Regions from separate parts of the Homo sapiens genome. Here region 2 is linked to region 1. The links are chromatin loops, found by intact Hi-C in ENCODE. Cell type or tissue: CD4-positive, alpha-beta T cell. All regions are shown on one strand. Links, peaks and the distances in the headings refer to the core of each region. The heading gives the core; the rest is flanking DNA. Region 1 overlaps HERC1 (HECT and RLD domain containing E3 ubiquitin protein ligase family member 1). Region 2 holds the start of RAB8B (RAB8B, member RAS oncogene family).

Region 1 (8,330 bases), core at 305-8,304:
CTAAGAGGGCATCTCCTGCACACACAAGCTTACCTCCAGGTCACCAACCTGTGATCTTTTTCCTTACTTTGAAGTTCCTCAAGATATATCACATACTTCTATGTTATGGTCTAGGAAGTAGGCCCCAGAATTTAGGTCTTGTTTCCTCAACTTGCAAGAAATTGAATGAAGAATGCATTTTCTATTTCATTTGAGTTATCCTTGTTCTGTGCTGACAGGTAAGTAAGCATTTAATAATGGGAGTGTGAATGAGTGACCACTCATGTGGTCATAAATATGGTGTCCAAAAATGGTTCTTTTGATAATACAGTCATTAATAGCATTTCAGTAATACTTTATTTGCAGAATATGTTGGGGTCTTCTCAAGAGCTGGACTCAGGCTGTGAAGCTATAGAAGTTTAGTGATTTGAAGTATACATACTCCATACCCCTCACTCCCAGCTCCTTCTTAGACTTTGGGCCAAGTCCCATCAGAAAAATGATATCTTTAGCCTAGTGAAGTTGGGTCTTGTCAGTGATGCTATTTACACAGCCAGGGATTAGTGTTTGTCTCCAGTTGATGAATATTTTTAATCCTCAGAGAATAAATAACTGACTAGAAATGTATTGATAACCTTCTGCACGCCAGCCATGGTGCCAGGCACTCTTGGGTGCCATTTTTCCCATAGTTACTCTGTGAGGTAAGGATTGCCAGCTCTGTTTCACAGAAGAAAGCACTGAGTGCCCACAGCAGAGCCAAGACCCCAAACCAGGCTCTAAGATGGTGTCCAGGCTTTTCTGATGACCCTTCTTCTGAGGGTTGGATGGACACTCCCTTTCCACAGCTGTGTTCTGCTCTGCCCTGGCTTTGTTCTGTTCTCAGTAACAAGCCCTTCCTCCTCTTTCTTTATATATGAATTGGTCTTTGGTTCCTCTTCATCTCTTAGAACTGAGTGTTTATCCCATAACTGTCCTCAGTTGTCCCCCTGCCATCTCCAAGCAGCCAGCCCCATACCTCAGCCTAATTTTTTTTCCAGACAGCTTTTGTTTTGTGTTCCACCAAGCATAACAGCTTGTTCGTTTTTGTTTTCGTTTGGCAGACTTTGGTGGGGTATTGACCTTTACTATCAGAAGAGACTGCCTTTACTGCCAATCTCTGATCCTTATGGGACAACCTTAGTGCCAGTTTTTTATTATTTTATTTTTTAAGAGAGGGTCTTGCTCTGTCACCCAGGCTGGAGTGCAGTGGCACTCACTGCAGCTTTGAACTGTTGGGCTCAAGGGATCTCCTGCCTTAGCCTTCCAAGTAGCTGGGATGACAGGGCAAACCATTGTACTTGGCCCAGTTTTTTTTTATATATATAATAAATTTTATTATGTATATTTAAGGTGTACAACACGATAATATAGGATATGCATATAGATAGTAAAAAGGTTATTATAGTGAAGCAAATTAACATATCCATCACCTCACATAGTTACTCACTTCCTTAAGGTATGGTCCCTATTCAGATTCTTAGACTTTTTAAATGGTGGTAGATGGTTTTGAGTTGGCCAAGAGCAAAGAAGTATTTATGAAACAAACCTTGAACAGTGGTGAGTCTGTGTGTAGGGTATGCACTACTGTATAATATTGGAGGAGACATTTTTCTAAACAAGCTGTCAAGGCAGCCCCTGGTTGCACCCTACTTGGCACTCCCCAACTTGCCTGTGCCCAGCACTATGATGCTAAGAGAACAGAGCAGGGTAGAATTACCCAGTCACACAGAATTTCATGTAGTTACTCATATACAGTTCTCATCAGAGCCACATGAGAGCAGCAATATCTGCTTTTTTCAGACGGAAAAATTAAGAGAGTTAATAATTGGCAGAGCTGGGAGTTAGAACCCAAGTCTCTTCACTAAATTCATTGCCTCTTCTATTGCCTTCCTAAAGAAGGACTTCCCATTTTTACTTTCTTCTTTGTACTTTTCAGATTTTTTTTACGATGAGCACAAATAATTTTTACAAAAAGGATATAATTATTTTCAAAAGACAAATATAAATTTAAAAAACAGTAGGCAGCTAGTTGAGTGCCCCCAAAGCTTCTTACCTTTATGAGATGAAGTGTCCACACATGCATAGTTTGACAGCACATGGGCACATATGATTAGGAATATGAGTGAGTGGGGCTGGCATCAGGGAAGGCCCCAGTGGGCTGAGATTTTGTGGTAGAGGGAAGGCAGGCTCCTAAATTGGACTTGAACTGGAACCAGGAGTGTAAGAATCCCACAGCAGGGAGGCACTCTAACAAGGGTTGAGAGGCAGGGAGGGTGGGCCTTTTTGACTGACTCTCGTGCCTGGCGGTCTGAGAAACAAGTAGAGGGTCTGGGGAGCGGACGAGCAGGCATCAGGAGGCGCCTAGCCCCACAGGGCCCTTGGTGGGTGCCAGGTTCACGCACACTCATTGAATGAGCAACCTCTCCCGGGAGCAGGTGGCTGCAGTCCGAGAAGGGATGTCCTGGATTGTTCCTGTGCCGCTGCTGTCCCTCCTCACAGCAAAACAACTGGAGCAGATGGTGTGTGGGATGCCCGAGATCTCTGTGGAAGTCTTGAAGAAAGTGGTGCGGTACCGTGAGGTGGATGAGCAGCATCAGCTGGTGCAGTGGTTCTGGCACACGCTGGAAGAGTTCTCCAATGAGGAGCGGGTGCTTTTCATGAGGTTTGTGTCAGGAAGATCTCGACTACCAGCCAACACTGCTGACATTTCTCAGAGATTTCAAATCATGAAGGTTGATAGGGTAAGTAAGCTATTCTTTTTTCCTTTGTAATGTCTGCCTTATTGCTTCATTGTTGTTTTTGTTGAGACAGGGTCTCACTCTGTGGCCCAGGCTGGAGTGCAGTGGCATGATTTTAGCTTACTGCAACCTCCGCTTCCTAGCTTCAAGCAGTTCTCCTGCCTCAGCCTCCGCAGTAGCTGGGACTACAGGTGCGTGCCACCACGCCTGGCTAATTTTTTTGTATATTTTGGTAGAGACGGGGATTCACCATGTTGGCCAGGCTGGTCTTGAACTACTGACCTCAGGTGATCTGGTCACGTTGGCCTCCCAAAGTGCTGGGATTACAGGCGTGAGCCAACACGCCTGGCCCTCTGCGCCTTGTTGCTTTTATGTTGGGGAAAACAAACTATGACCCTCAAGTAGGCCTGCCGATTCATGCTTATTAATACTTAGAATTTCCAGATTAATGAAAAAAATCAAGCAGTAAAATTTGTTTAGAAATATCATTTAGCTTCAGTGGGAAGAGTCCTAAGTGGATGAAGAGAGCATACTACAACCAACAACCTTCCCTAAATCTTCCAGCATCTTCCTGAGTTAAAGCTGAACTTGGCAGAAGGATCATCATACTGCCTCTTCCTGTGCTGAGGCATGGCCTTGTTTGTTTTCATGAAAATATTAACCATTAACTGGTGGGTGTGCCCCAGAAGGAACCCAAAGATGTGGGGAGCAACGATAACCTCTGTGCCCACTTGTGTTGTGTGCCTTGTGGAGCAGGCAGGGCTGCATCTCTGCCATCTGATGAAAGGCCCCAGCTGCAGAGCCCCAGCCCAGCTGTGATTTTGACAGATGGCTTAGGAATAAGAGGGCTTAGAGTCTGAAAAGCACACTGCTGCCAGAGTCATCTTTCTTAAGCACCTGTCTGACCATGTCACTCTCCTCCTTTTAGACCTTTCAGAGACCCCCTTTGTTGACTCCGAAATAAATGCCAATGACCTTAGCTGCCTTAAACACTTCCACAGTCTGGCCTCTGCCCCACTTTCTGATGTGACGTCTTGATACTTCTCATGTTCTGGTCATAATGGGCTGCTTGCCTTTCTCCCCAGTAGACCAGGCTGTTTTTAAAATTCTGTGCTTTTATGTAACCTGTTCCCTCTGCTTTAGTAAGTCCTTCTTCACACCCCTTTCCTTCTATCTCTGGCAAGCACTTACTCATCCTATAAGCCCAATGCCAGTCATCTCCTCCAAGAACCCCTCCTAGATGCTTTCCAGGAGTGCCCCTACCATTGCTGAAGGCAGACCTAGCCAGACTCCTTCTCTCCACCTCCTGAACACTGGGTACAGCCCTCAAACCCAGAACTTACTGCATTCAGTTAGGAGTGCCTCTCCTCCCTCTGTCTCCATCCCCACTCTTCACAAGCCCTCTCTCCCACATGAGCTGGGCAGTTCTCTGAGCAGGGCCCATGATGTTTGTTCAGAAAACAGTAAGGGAAGTGGGGCCTCTTCACACACAGGCCCTTCCTGCCAGTTTAAGTGTCTGGCTTTCTGGTGTAGCCAAAGCTATTCCTCCCTGTGCTGCCTCCTGAGGCTGCAGGCTGCTGCTCTGCTCCTGGGCTAGGCTTGCTGGAGAAGCCACGTGCAGGAAGGATTATAAAAGAGCCTTTCCATAAATTTTCTGCATGACTTGCCAAGAACTGTAAGTTGTAAATCTGTTTTGTTGCTTCAGAGAGAAGTAGGAAGGAGGAAATGGCTCATTTCTACTCAGCTCTGGAAACAACCCTTGCCTTATATCTGTCCTGGGCTACTCCTGCCGTTCTAGGAGTTAATCCACCACTAATCTCCGGTCTCAGGGTTGTCAGCATCAGTAACTGACTACCGTGGTCGGTTCCTCTGTGGCTTTTAGATCATTTCTACAGTACTCACATTTAGGTCATCAGAGCCACCTAGTGGCACCTCCCTTCCTTGCTGCTTTCAGTTTTTCTGCGTTGAGCTGTGTCATCACTGGCTCTGGTGCATTTGGGCTGCTGGGCCATCCACCTCCCATAGCAGGACATGTGGCTTACCTAGGTGTGGGCTCTGGGGAGGAGGGCTGATTTCAAGAGGAGGTTGAGTGAGAGAAGACAGGTTCTTTTTTTTTTTTTTAAGCAAACGTTTTAAAAATTTATAAAAACACTATAATGCCATTACTATTATTACAAATTGTTTAGAAAATAGTTATGTTTGCAAGGAGGGATAGGGAACGTATATAATCCTGTCTCTCCAGTAGTAGCTATTTTTACCTTTGTGAAATTCCTCATAGTCTTTGCCTCAATTGTACAAATTTTTATATGATGTATCTAGAATTTTTTCTGCCTTTAACCTCCTAATGTATCCTGAACACCTTTCTGTTTTGCTGCCAGTCATCATAATTATCATTTTAAATGATGCATCACCGTCAGTTGAATGGATGGACTGGAGTTTAATTGACTGCCCCTTCCTTATGTGAGCTGTGCGAGGCAGCCATGGCGCCTGCAAAGGAGGCAGAATGCACATGAGGACAGGGAGAGGAGAGGGGGCAAAGAGGCTCCCATGGCCAGCTGCACCTCACAGTCGTTCTTTCCATTCTACCTGCTCTGTGGGGGCATCCCTGCAGCTGGCTTCCAGTCTGCACCCTCTTGGTGGATGGGTATGAAGGACAGGTGCCCTCTTACTACACTCTCATCCTGTGCCAGGCGCTGTGCGTAGTGTATTCTCTCAAGCAATCCTGCCAGTCAGAGCTTCTCCTCACTTTACACACACAGGCACTGGAGGAGGTGAGGACAAGAAGGAACATCTTCACCCAGAGCCTCGAGGGCCACGGGGCAGTAGGGCCTCAGCTCATTCTATCTGGCCCAGTCTCTGTGTCCACTTGACTTAACCATGTGGCCATGTTAATTCCATCTTGAAGGCAGGGAGAGGTCATGGGCAGCCCCACTCCCCCTTATGGCACTCTGATGTCCCCAGTCACGGCTCTGGGTCTCTCTCCACAGCCTTACGACAGTCTGCCTACCTCACAGACCTGCTTCTTCCAGCTGAGGCTGCCCCCGTACTCCAGCCAGCTGGTCATGGCCGAGCGCCTGCGCTATGCCATCAACAACTGCCGCTCAATCGACATGGACAACTACATGCTCTCGAGAAACGTGGACAACGCCGAGGGCTCCGACACTGACTACTGACCGTGCGGGTGCTCTCACCCTCCCTTCTCTCCCTCAATAATGCTCACTTCTGATTTGATGTTGATATACTTTTATGGTAACTACATAGATGTTATAAGAACATAAACCAACATTATAAACAATGGCCACATTTAGTTACTCTAAATGTAACAAAGAAATTAGATGTTTTTATTTTTCTGTGATTGTACAAAAACAACAAAAACGAAGTGCTCTCAGTCAGGTTTTTCCCTCCATATTTTTGGTCACTTTTGATAAGTTTGCATGAAACCATTTTGGTGCATTTTTAGTTGGGAATGGTACATTTTTGTAAATCCACCCAGTGAACATGAAATTGTACATTGTGTATAATTGTTCATTAGAAAGGACAGTTTTACATGAATATTCATATATTTATTTTGTTTTAATTTGAATTGCCTGTTCAGGGTTCCTTATGCAGAGAAATAAAGCAGATTCAGGAATTGGAGCGTGGCTCTTGGTATTGCTTCCTGCGGAGCTTCTGACTAGGGGTTACCATCGAGGCAGACATTAGCCCAGAACAGAATGAGCTTCCAGGCTGGTCTTGCTCTGATGGCTTTTTGACCCATTCAGAAACATTTCTTTACATTGAGGGTGGGCTTCACTTGGAAATAACGTATCAGAGAACCGTGTGGTTCTAGGAGATCCCTCTGGGTTGGAAGCCCCTATTTTCCATTGTTCTTCTGTCATCCTGGGTCTCTCTGACTTTGTTCCCTCAGCTGCTCCGCCCCTCTCAGTACCACGCATCCTTCTCTGGACAGCCCCAGCTACCTCATGTGGAGGGCGACTCTACCAGACAAGGAGGAAGAGGACCACAGTAATGCCATCTGGCCCTTCCTATGAAGAACCTACAAAGACAAAATGAGCACGTGATGGAATTAAAGAACAGGGTAGTTTACAACATGTCTCAGTGGGGAGGGCAGCCAAGTGGAAGGTGTTACAGAAAGGCCAGCAACTGCTAGCAGGCACTTAGCATGTATCAATGAGTGAATGAGTGAGTGAATGTGTGAATTAGCATGAGAACTGATGAGTGGCTTTCATATCCTTGAATGATAGAATTGTGCAGAGGTCTGGGGAAGGGGTTACATTCTTGGTGCTCAAACTCAGCTAGCCCCTGCGGGCCCTGAGTGCTGTGTGTGTGTTCAGCAGCATCAGGGTGAGCCTGTGTTTCTGGGGGAAAGGGCCATCTTGAGAGCAGCTGGGAGGGCTTTGGCCTCTTGGAGTGTGTGCAGGAAGAGGGGAAGGCCTGTGGACAGCTTGTCTCCCTCACCTACAGCAAGTTCATGCCACAGGCTACTTCCACTGTACTTCGCGGACAGGGTCTTTGCCGACAGCCTGCTCAAATGAGGTGCCAGACAGACAGCCCTCTGCAGGCAGTTATTTTCCACAAGGAAGATAGGTGTATGTCTTCAAAGAGAAATTAAAAGAAAAATAAGGTTTTGCCAGCTAAGATAATGTGGTAAATGGATCTTTCTTAGTGAGAATACCTAATAATATTTAGAATGATGACATCTTCGTTTTATTGAAAAAAGGCTTCAACTAGAATTGGGTCTCAGGGAGAGACTCCAGCTTTGGGGGGAACCCCAGGAGTTCTGGGTAAAGATGAGGCTTTAATACCGATCTAAGAGCGCAGTCAGTAGCATCGTTGAAGGGCTTTGGGCTTGAAGCCCTCCTGCTCGGGGTGGGAAGGCCCTGCCTGGGCCTCTGGACCAGGAGAGAATTTAAGAAAAGAAAGGCTCACGCCTGTAATCCCAGCACTTTGGGAGGCCGAGGCGGGTGGATCACAAGGTCAGGAGATCGAGACCATCCTAGCTAACATGGTGAAACCCCGTCTCTACTAAAAATAAAAAAAATTAGCTGGGCATGGTGGTGGGCACCTGTAGTCCCAGCTACTCAGGAGGCTGAGGCAGGAGAATGGCATGAACCCGAGAGGCAGAGCTTGCAGTGAGCCAAGATCGCGCCACTGCACTCTAGCCTGGGCGACAGAGTGAGAAAAAAAAAAAAAAAAGCATCTGTGCTGCCAAGATCCTGGACGAATCCAGGAGAGGCCTCTTAGGGTCTTCTGAGCCGCTTCCTGCGTCCCTCTTGCTGAGCTGGGCTGAGGACATGCAGAGCAAAGGATACCTCTGCAGTCTCTAAATTCAAAATAATGCCTCACCCTGTGCTGCTGCCACAGTTTGCTCTGGACTCGGGGGCAGGAGGACCCCCAGAAGGCTGGCACTCATGGTTGCAGGTCCTGGGCTCAGGGCTAACAGACAGCAGCTCAGGTTTGACCCTGTGAGGGGAATCTGCACAGTGCCATGATTTTATAACACACACTGTTTCGTTGCCAGAAACTGTTATTTCCTCATTGTCTTGACTATGTTTTCATTTTTGCAGAGACAGG
Region 2 (8,330 bases), core at 187-8,186, 420 kb after region 1:
CAGAAATGTCTTAACTTTCCTCACATAAAGGCGTATGTGCAAACTCTAATTCTTCCCTGGAAAAGGTGATGACTTGAATTAATGGGGATAATCATACTGATTAGGAATAGTAGCAACTCAGTTGTGAAAAGTGACATAGACTTGGATCTGGGGTTTCACTACAGGATCTGCTATAATCAGCTGTGTAATTTTGAGGGTGTCAATTAAACCTTCATTTTTTTTTTATTTATAAAATTGGGACAGGAATAAAGTAGATAATATCTAAGACTCTTTCTGCTGTTAAACTATGACTATACTAAATAGTGAAACCACTCAGGAAATACCTAACAGGAAGAAGGGGGCAGGGCAGCAGAGAGACGGCAAAGGGAAGAAGCTCTGATTGTCCTGTCAAGAGGACAGGGCTGGGTTATCTCTTTTTGTTAAACCAGCACCTTTTTCTGTCCAGAGCCATTTCAAGACGTCGGTATGCCCTCATATCAATATTAAAATGCATCCATTTCCCAGAGGAAATATAATCTATAGCTAACTGTATCATCATTCCTAGTTGTCTTTATGTTACATTTTACAGGCACTTAATTAAATGTTTTTGATGTTGTTGTTGTTGTTGTTTTTTGAGATGGAGTCTTGCTCTGTCGCCCAGGCTGGAATGCAGTGGCGCGATCTCAGCTCACTGCAAGCTCGGCCTCCCAGGTTCACGCCATTCTCCTGCCTCAGCCTCCCAAGTAGCTGGGACTACAGGTGCCCGCTGCCACCCCCGGCTAATTTTTTGTATTTTTTAGTAGAGACGGGGTTCACCGTATTAGCCGGGATGGTCTCAATCTCCTGACCTTGTGATCCGCCTGCCTTGGCCTCCCAAAGTGCTGAGATTACAGGCATGAGCCACTGCGCTTGGCCAATTAAATGTTAATTATGATTACATAAGGGTTTTTAGAGCCAATAAAAAAAATTCAATTTTCAAACATTTGGAGTGAAAGGCGAGTTGGTCCTAGGCACTTGACCAATAATTTCAAATGGATAAAACATCCTTTCCTCACAGTTAACTAAACTATTGACAGATATACTAGAAGATCTTCAAAAAGTCAGATACAAGAAAATCTACCTTCCAACACCCCTCAAAGAGCAAAAAGGAAATGAAGGGACCTGAGATATCAGAGAAGATAGCAAAACCTTATTTATTTACTTATCTATTTTTTAGAGACAGAATCTTGCTCTGTCTCCCAGGCTGGAGAGCAGTGGTGCAATCATAGCTTACTGTAATAACCTTGAACTCCTGGGCTCACGTTATCCTCCTGCCTCAGCCTCCCAAGTAGCTAGTACTAAAGGTGTGCACCACTCCACCTGGCTAATTTTTTAATTTACTTTTTGTAGAGATGGGGTCTTGCTATGTTGCCCAGACTGGTGTCAAACTCCTGGCCTCAAGTGATCTTCCTGCCTCAGCCTCCCAAGTAGCTAGGAATACAGGCATACACCGTTTGGTGAATTTTTGTATTTTTGTAGAGACAGAGTCTCGCTATGTTTCCCAGGCTGGTCTTGAACTCCTGGCTTCAAGTGATCCTCCCACCTCAGTCTCCCAAAGTGCTGGGGTTACAAGCTTGAGCCACCACACCCAGCCAATAGCAAGACCTTAGAGAAGTGAGAAGAAGAAAGTATCTCTGAGACAACTGTATCTGGAATCAAAATGACTGTCTCCTTCCCTTCGTGATGACAGAACCCCTATCAAAACAGTGTCGAAAGATGGCAGATTACCATTTTTAAAACTACTAAAACTTTGACAAAGCAAAATTAAGACTTAAAATGTATCTTCATGGGAAGAAACAGACACCCATACATATCTACCAAAACACATACACACAAACCCCAGGCGTTGAGAAATACATCTTTTCCGTATGACACAGAGCTTATCAAGTGCTGTCAGCAATGCTATGGCAGACTTCATCAAAACCCAGTCAGAAAAGCACAGGAACTTACACACTTAGGTACTTCATGACTAGGGAGGAGATGGGCTGTCACCTCAGTAACTTCAGATCACCTGGGAATGAGGTGAGGGGCATGGAGGGAGTGGCTGCTAGAGATGTCAACACTCAAAATCTATACTTGTAATCAGTGAAGAGTCTGTGGAACCAGAATGGTGCTAACATTCACCTTATTTTCCCAGCTTAATTTTGACTGCAGAGCATTAGGTTTCTATATAATTCTGCAGTTTGAAGGCAGTGTGTATATAAATTCTGCAGTTTGAAGGCAGTGTGCTACCACTTCCTGTTGGAGCTCTGGGGCTAAATAAGAGGTATGGGATTTCCCCTCCTCCACGTCAACTGAAGACACAGCTCACACCTCTTTTTACCACATCCACCTCACAGAAAATATAAAGACCAAGATGTCACATGAGATTCACCTCCTTTTCATGTTCACTTCCTATTCTAATCTGTTTCAGGACACTGGTTTTCATGCCTTCATAGCTGTCACCCTCCAAAGAACCTCATTTCCATCATTTTTTGAAATCCACTGATAGACTTGAACCCTTCAAAATGAAAAGTAATTTTTAAAAGCTACTATTTTAAAAGGAACCAGATACCCTTACAGGAAACATGGGACAAAAATTAAGGGAAAAAGAGAAAACGAATAAAACTATTACAAACAAGCAAGTCGTCCAAGAAGCTTAACAAAAACAGCATCAGCGAGATTCACTTACTTTCAAGGCAGGAGATACTTCTGGGAGGCTCAAATACAGAATGGACAAAAGGACACCCACTCAACTTGTTAGAAATTATCCTTTACCATCTGTACTGCAGTATGCATTCAACAATGAAAAATTGTTATTTGAGGCTTTGAAATTAATACAAATGTCAAAAATTAACACCCTTTAGTTGCTGTACCAGCAGCTACCACCAAATCTTAGGAATATACTTGAGAGATGACATTTAAAATCTGCTTTTTCAGAAAAGAAAAAGTCCCACTCAAGACTGACTGCCAAGAACTTGCAATTCAAACTTCCCTAAGCCCAGACATCATAACACCCAGGAGATTTTAGACCATTCAATCTATATGAAAGAATCCAGAATGAGCAAACAAACCATAGCCTTTACTAATACTTAAAGAGTGTTCTATACCAAATACTCTTTTTTTAAAAAAAGATAAATTATCCTTAAAAATACACAAATATTTAAACACACGTATTACCAAAGCACTAGCTCTCTATTATTTCCCAACCCAGAAATTCATGGTGAAATATGCTGTAAGAACCATACGAAAGATGACTAAATAAGCCACTATTAGAGGCCAGAAACATCACCAACACAACCAAAAGCTGAGGTATTCTTAAGGTACTTAATTAACCTGCAACTATTTAACAGGAGAAATGATGTTAAGGTGGTCACTTCTAAAACAGCTTAAAACCAGCTTTGACTTGGTCTTCAGTTTATGATAAGTTAAGAGATCTTATTACCTGAACACAGTGTCTTCCAGTACAAAAGTAGAAAGGACAGCTCCCAGCCAGGATCAGAAAAACTCTTGATTCAATTGGAAGTAACTGAGAGGTATATCACATGTTGTGATTCACTTAACAATAATTAGAACCAAAGCAAAATATACAGGGAGGCAGGTAGAATGTAAGTTCATTTCCTTGGCTGAGAAGCTGTTAAACATTCAAACCGAAGGATTTAAAATACTGAGAAGTCTTGCTTCTCAGGAGATGGTAGTAAAGAGGTGAACCATATTTTCCTGACCACATCATTTCCAAAAGTCACCAATTCCCTTAACATCCATTAACACTCACAGAACAAATTAACGCTCTATAGACATTATTCCATCATTAGTCACATTTTGCTTTCTCCTGCACTTGATCCAAAGGAAGTGAAGAGAAAATGGTAATCAGTTACTATAGCAAGTCTTGCGCCCCACTACTTTCCATTTCCTCTCTTTTCCATCTCCTCTGTCTTCTCTGCTCAACCTCCCTTTACTATGATGTTGCTTCCTCTTTTCCTTTCTGTCTCACACCCAGATCCCTTTACTTTCTCCATCAAGTATCCTCATTCTGCCCTCTGATCCCTTGAACTCTTCTTCCACCTACAATTTTCTTCTGTCCCCTCCTACGACATCTCAGTCCAGACCTCCTGTGGCCAGCCGTCCCCTTCTTCCTCACCTCCTGACCGCTCATTCCCCTGAATTCCCTTCCAGTTGCCTGGTTCTCACCTCTCTGTCCCTTGTGTCCTCTGTCCCTTTACTTCACATCCCTCTCATTGCCCCCATCCCTCATTTCCCCCTTCACATTTCCTTCCTCTCCTGTCTTTTAATCATTGGCACGTCCACTATCCCCTTCTCTCTACATGAGATTTCCTGAGTCTTCCCCCCAACACATTTTGTCCCTCAAAGACCCCTCCCTGTCAGTCTCCGAACCCTCTCGTTCCCCCAATACCCCTAGTCCTTGTTCCTCTGTTCCCCTTCCCGTTCCTTTGCCCCCAAGTTCCCCCTTCGCCCTTAGCCTCACGTTCCCGCTCGCCTCTCTCCCTCACGCCCTCGCCCCTCTCCCTCACGCCCTCGCCCCTCTCAGTGCCCCCGCCACCTTGCAGTCCCCGGGGTCTCCTCTCCCGGGCTCCCAAGCGCCCCCCGCCCTTTCCCCGTCCCCTAGTACCCGCCCCCCAATTCTCTACCCGGTCCCGGGCCGCGGCCCCTCCCTCACCGATGGTGGAGATGAAGGTGGTGTTGAAGGCGTCCTCTGAGAAGCGGAACAGGAGGCAGGTCTTGCCTACCCCCGAGTCGCCGATCAGCAGGAGCTTGAAGAGATAATCGTACGTCTTCGCCATCTTCTCGCTCCGGCCCTCTGACCGGGGAGCCAGAGGAGGCGGTGGAGAGAGGCGGGGAGGGGGCCGCGGGCGAGGGGGCGTGCCCGCCAATCCGCCGCTGCTCGCCCCGCCCCACGCCCCGCCCCTCCTCTCGGAGAAGGCCTGCGCGCCCCGCCCCGTGCGGCCAATCGGCGAGGGCTTCGTCATCACCGCCCGCGCCCCGGGACTTCATGGGACTTGTAGTTCCTCCGGGGAGCCTCGGGCGTGCCCCGCGAGGACTGTCCAGGCGGCTCCAGCGGATAAAAGACCTGCTATGGGCGGGGTGACAGGGTGGAGGCGTTTCCACCCGAGCTGGGAAGGGAGGCCCCGTTTCGTACTCTGCTGGTCGAGCCGCGGGAACTTAACTTTGTTATTTCTTTGTGTGCAGACGCCTTCCAAATCCAGGACCTCAGAATCAGAGCCCCGTAGTTCCCGCATCTCTTCCGCCGAGACCTGGAGCAGAGATGCTTTCTTTCCTTGGCGCTGCTGTGGCGCAGCCTACGGGTTATCTGCAGAGGGCATTATCCAGCTTCTCCCCGAGGCCATGCCCAGCACCACTATAACCCCCTCCCGCAGCCCCTCAGTCACAGAGCTGAGAAAGAATGGTTACCATGCTAACTCGAACCTCACTCGTGCCCCCTTCTTCACGCCACACAGACCAGAGCCAAATACAATGAGTATTTAGAGAATCTGCTACGCTGATCGCTCCCCTCTCCTCGCAGGAGGATGGATTTTTAAATCTGGGAAGTCTTGTGCTACAGGTCTGTGCCCCATGAAACTGCAAGCATCCTGTGAGGCGGGCCACGGGAATTTAGAGAGTAAGATTTGAATTTAGTCTTGGCTCTGCTGCAAAACCGCTGTGACAAGTCACACAGGCACTGGACATTTCAGTTTTCTCATCTGTAAAATGGATATGAAACAAGATACTTCATAGGGTTCCAGTGAAACTTAAATACTAAATGTGAAAGTTCTTTGAAACCCATAAGGCACTGTTAGCAGTGATGGTAATATTCATTACTCTTCAGTAGGCTCTCACTTAATTGATGACGAATATAGGGAGGAAACAGCATTCTGTTATACTCAAGTTAATCCTTTATTATTTATTGTCTTAGGCTAATTCTCTGTTTTGTGGATGTATTGTTCAGTCCCCTTTCATTTGCTAGTGGCAGAAACCCAACCGGATTAGCTGTTGTGAAAGGGGTGTTGACTGGTTCAGGTAATGTGGAAGCAAAAGGCTAAGAAGGTGTGGGACTAGGAGTCCACCCTGCCAGGGCTCTGTGTCTCTCATCTGTTGTTCTCCCTTCGAAGTTTTAATTTCTAATATGTCAAATACCGACAGGTAAAACCCACATGAAAAAAAGCTTCTTGGAGTCTTCAATAAGTTTTAAGAGGATGAAGGGGTCTTGAAACCAAAGTATTTGAGAACCACTGGTCCAGACATTTACCTTAGCTATAAGGAAACACCTTCTGGAAGGCTAGAGGTTATTAAGGGAACCAGTGGACTCCACCATTAGTGGAATAAGAAAAGGGGGGGGGGGAAAAACCGTGGACAGTTAGTTGAACAAACCAGCAGGCTTTTCTAAGGACACATACTGTGTGCCTTGTGACTTTAGGAACAGTGCCACTGATAATCCATTCTCAGTTGCATTGTGGCAGAAGACTTAGTTGGCCCTAGAATTGGCCTTCATTTTCTATGCGGGTAAAAGATGAAATGTGTCATCATTAACTGATTGATCATACAGTAGCCAGAGGGCTGCTGCTGCTGCTGCTGCTGCTTACGGAATGTCTCATTCCTAGAGTCCACTAGATAGGAACAAAGCTCTAATGAGTTCAAAGTCACAGTGTCTGCCCCTAATGAAGAAGGATTCTGCCCTCTGGCACAGGCTGAGCCCTCTTGCCCAAGCCAGTCCTTGAGCAAGCCTCTGAACGTGGCTTCAGCCATGATCTGAACAGTGTGGATTGTTCTATATCTTCCTCCTCATTCCTGGAAAAGAAGGGGAAAAAATTCCGCAAAGACCAGTGGAATTTATTTCTTTTTAAAAATGTATATTTATGGCCAGGCGCGGTGGCTCACGCCTGTAATCCCAGCACTTTGGGAGGCCCAGGCGGGCAGATCACGAGGTCAGGAGATCGAGACCATCCTGGCTAACACGGTGAAACCCCGTCTCTACTAAAAGTACAAAAAATTAGCCGGGCATGGTGGCGGGCGCCTGTAGTCCCAGCTACTCGGGAGGCTGAGGCAGGAGAATGGCATGAACCCGGGAGGCGGAGCTTGCAGTGAGCCGAGATTGCACCACTGCACTCCAGCCAGGGTGACAGAGCAAGACTCTGTCTCAAAAGAAAAAAAAAAACCGCATATTTATTAAAATGATGTTTAGTCCCACTGTCTGTATGCAACTATTATCACTCTCTTTCTATATGAATAAAAATGTAGTGATACGGTAAAGAACTTAAGTTCAAAAGAGAAACTAGCATTAGGAATTTTAAAGTCCCTAAATTTTCTTAGGGGAATTTTGTTAATTGATGGGAATTTTAAAAAATAATAATGTTGTCTTATTTTCACTTCCCCAGTTTTTCTCTGCTACCAAGTATATATAATATTGGGACTTTCTAGCTGGTAAGTTTGTGCACCACTGTTGAACCATTCAAGCATTTTGACATATTGATACTACTTCAAAAAGAATCAGATTTTTTTCTCTTACACATTATTCATTTTCATATTTTGTGCAACAATGTTATTTAGATATCGGATTCTGGTGGTAGTAACTGAGTACTATTGAATCAAGGCATTTTGCTCAAAGGACTGGACATTAAGTATATTTGTAGCAGTACAGTTACTTCAGGTAGCAGGTTGCTGGTTGCCACTGTTCCTTCTTTCTCCGAGAGCTATCAGTGGACCCCGTTTTAAACTCCAAGTTACTATGCTCTGAGTGAACCACATCAATACTTTCTGTCAGTTTCCCAAGCCCACCCTGTAAATACTACATCACTGCAGAGCACCAGGCACATTCAATTTGATTTAGCAAATGTTTATTGAAGCCTTCTATAGGGTTAATATTGTACATGACAGCTTGACTACAGAAATCTAGATGTCCAAGGAGTCTACCTTCTGTGAATTTTGTCAGACCAGCACTCTTTCTGTTTTTGGAAAGCCACTCCTCTTTCTAATGATGGCTGTGAATCATGTCACTTCACTCCACATGCCACAGAGGTGGGCATATGACCCAGGCTGCGTCAATCCGAGTTCTTCCCTGTGAACTTTCTAAGGAAATGGGTTTTGATGCTGAAAGTAGGTCTGTCTGGTATGAGGTCTATGTGAGCTTTTGGCTGGTTTTGATCAAAGCTTTAGTTCATTTTCCTGTATGCTCTTGTTCCTGCTCTTCTCTGTGTTTACTTTGTCCTCAGGCTAGCTTTCCTCATGGTAGCAAGCAAGACTGCCATGTTGCACAATTCCAAAGGCATTATTCACTCTCCACAGTAATGTATTCATCTTGGAGGTCCACTCCCAAGATT

What was found. Hi-C counts contacts between places; a loop is a spot of excess contacts. Peaks named below come from ENCODE experiments on the same cell type or tissue, not always from the same donor. Only the 100,000 strongest peaks of a DNase experiment are listed, where the experiment ranks them.
Region 2: a loop joins it to region 1, with 2.7 times the contacts of the local background. A loop is called at or near these places in 2 of 110 quality-filtered maps.

Annotation. Positions count from the first base shown.
Region 1 is chr15:63,606,680-63,615,009 of GRCh38, reverse strand. HERC1 (HECT and RLD domain containing E3 ubiquitin protein ligase family member 1) reads left to right here. Exons shown (of 78, transcript NM_003922.4): 77 at 2,454-2,759; 78 at 5,744-6,392. The coding sequence ends at 5,929. It also overlaps a transcript of FBXL22 not described here. Among named protein-coding and RNA genes, the nearest start is that of USP3-AS1, 10 kb to the right of the region's middle. In CD4-positive, alpha-beta T cell, for the core only: CTCF peaks have their summits at 4,510 and 4,711 (motif pointing left); a DNase peak (open chromatin) is centred at 4,689; H3K27ac peaks cover 1,745 bases.
Region 2 is chr15:63,186,094-63,194,423 of GRCh38, reverse strand. RAB8B (RAB8B, member RAS oncogene family) reads right to left here and starts at 4,818. Exons shown (of 8, transcript NM_016530.3): 1 at 4,676-4,818. The coding sequence starts at 4,799. It overlaps LOC101928972 (a long non-coding RNA gene), which reads left to right and starts at 4,993. Exons shown (of 4, transcript XR_932355.4): 1 at 4,993-5,578; 2 at 7,389-7,434. RefSeq lists enhancers at 216-716, 1,998-2,157, 5,244-5,393 and a silencer at 4,734-5,063. In CD4-positive, alpha-beta T cell, for the core only: no CTCF peak of the experiment used is centred there; DNase peaks (open chromatin) are centred at 343, 2,303, 3,953 and 4,963; H3K4me3 peaks cover 5,577 bases; H3K27ac peaks cover 5,224 bases.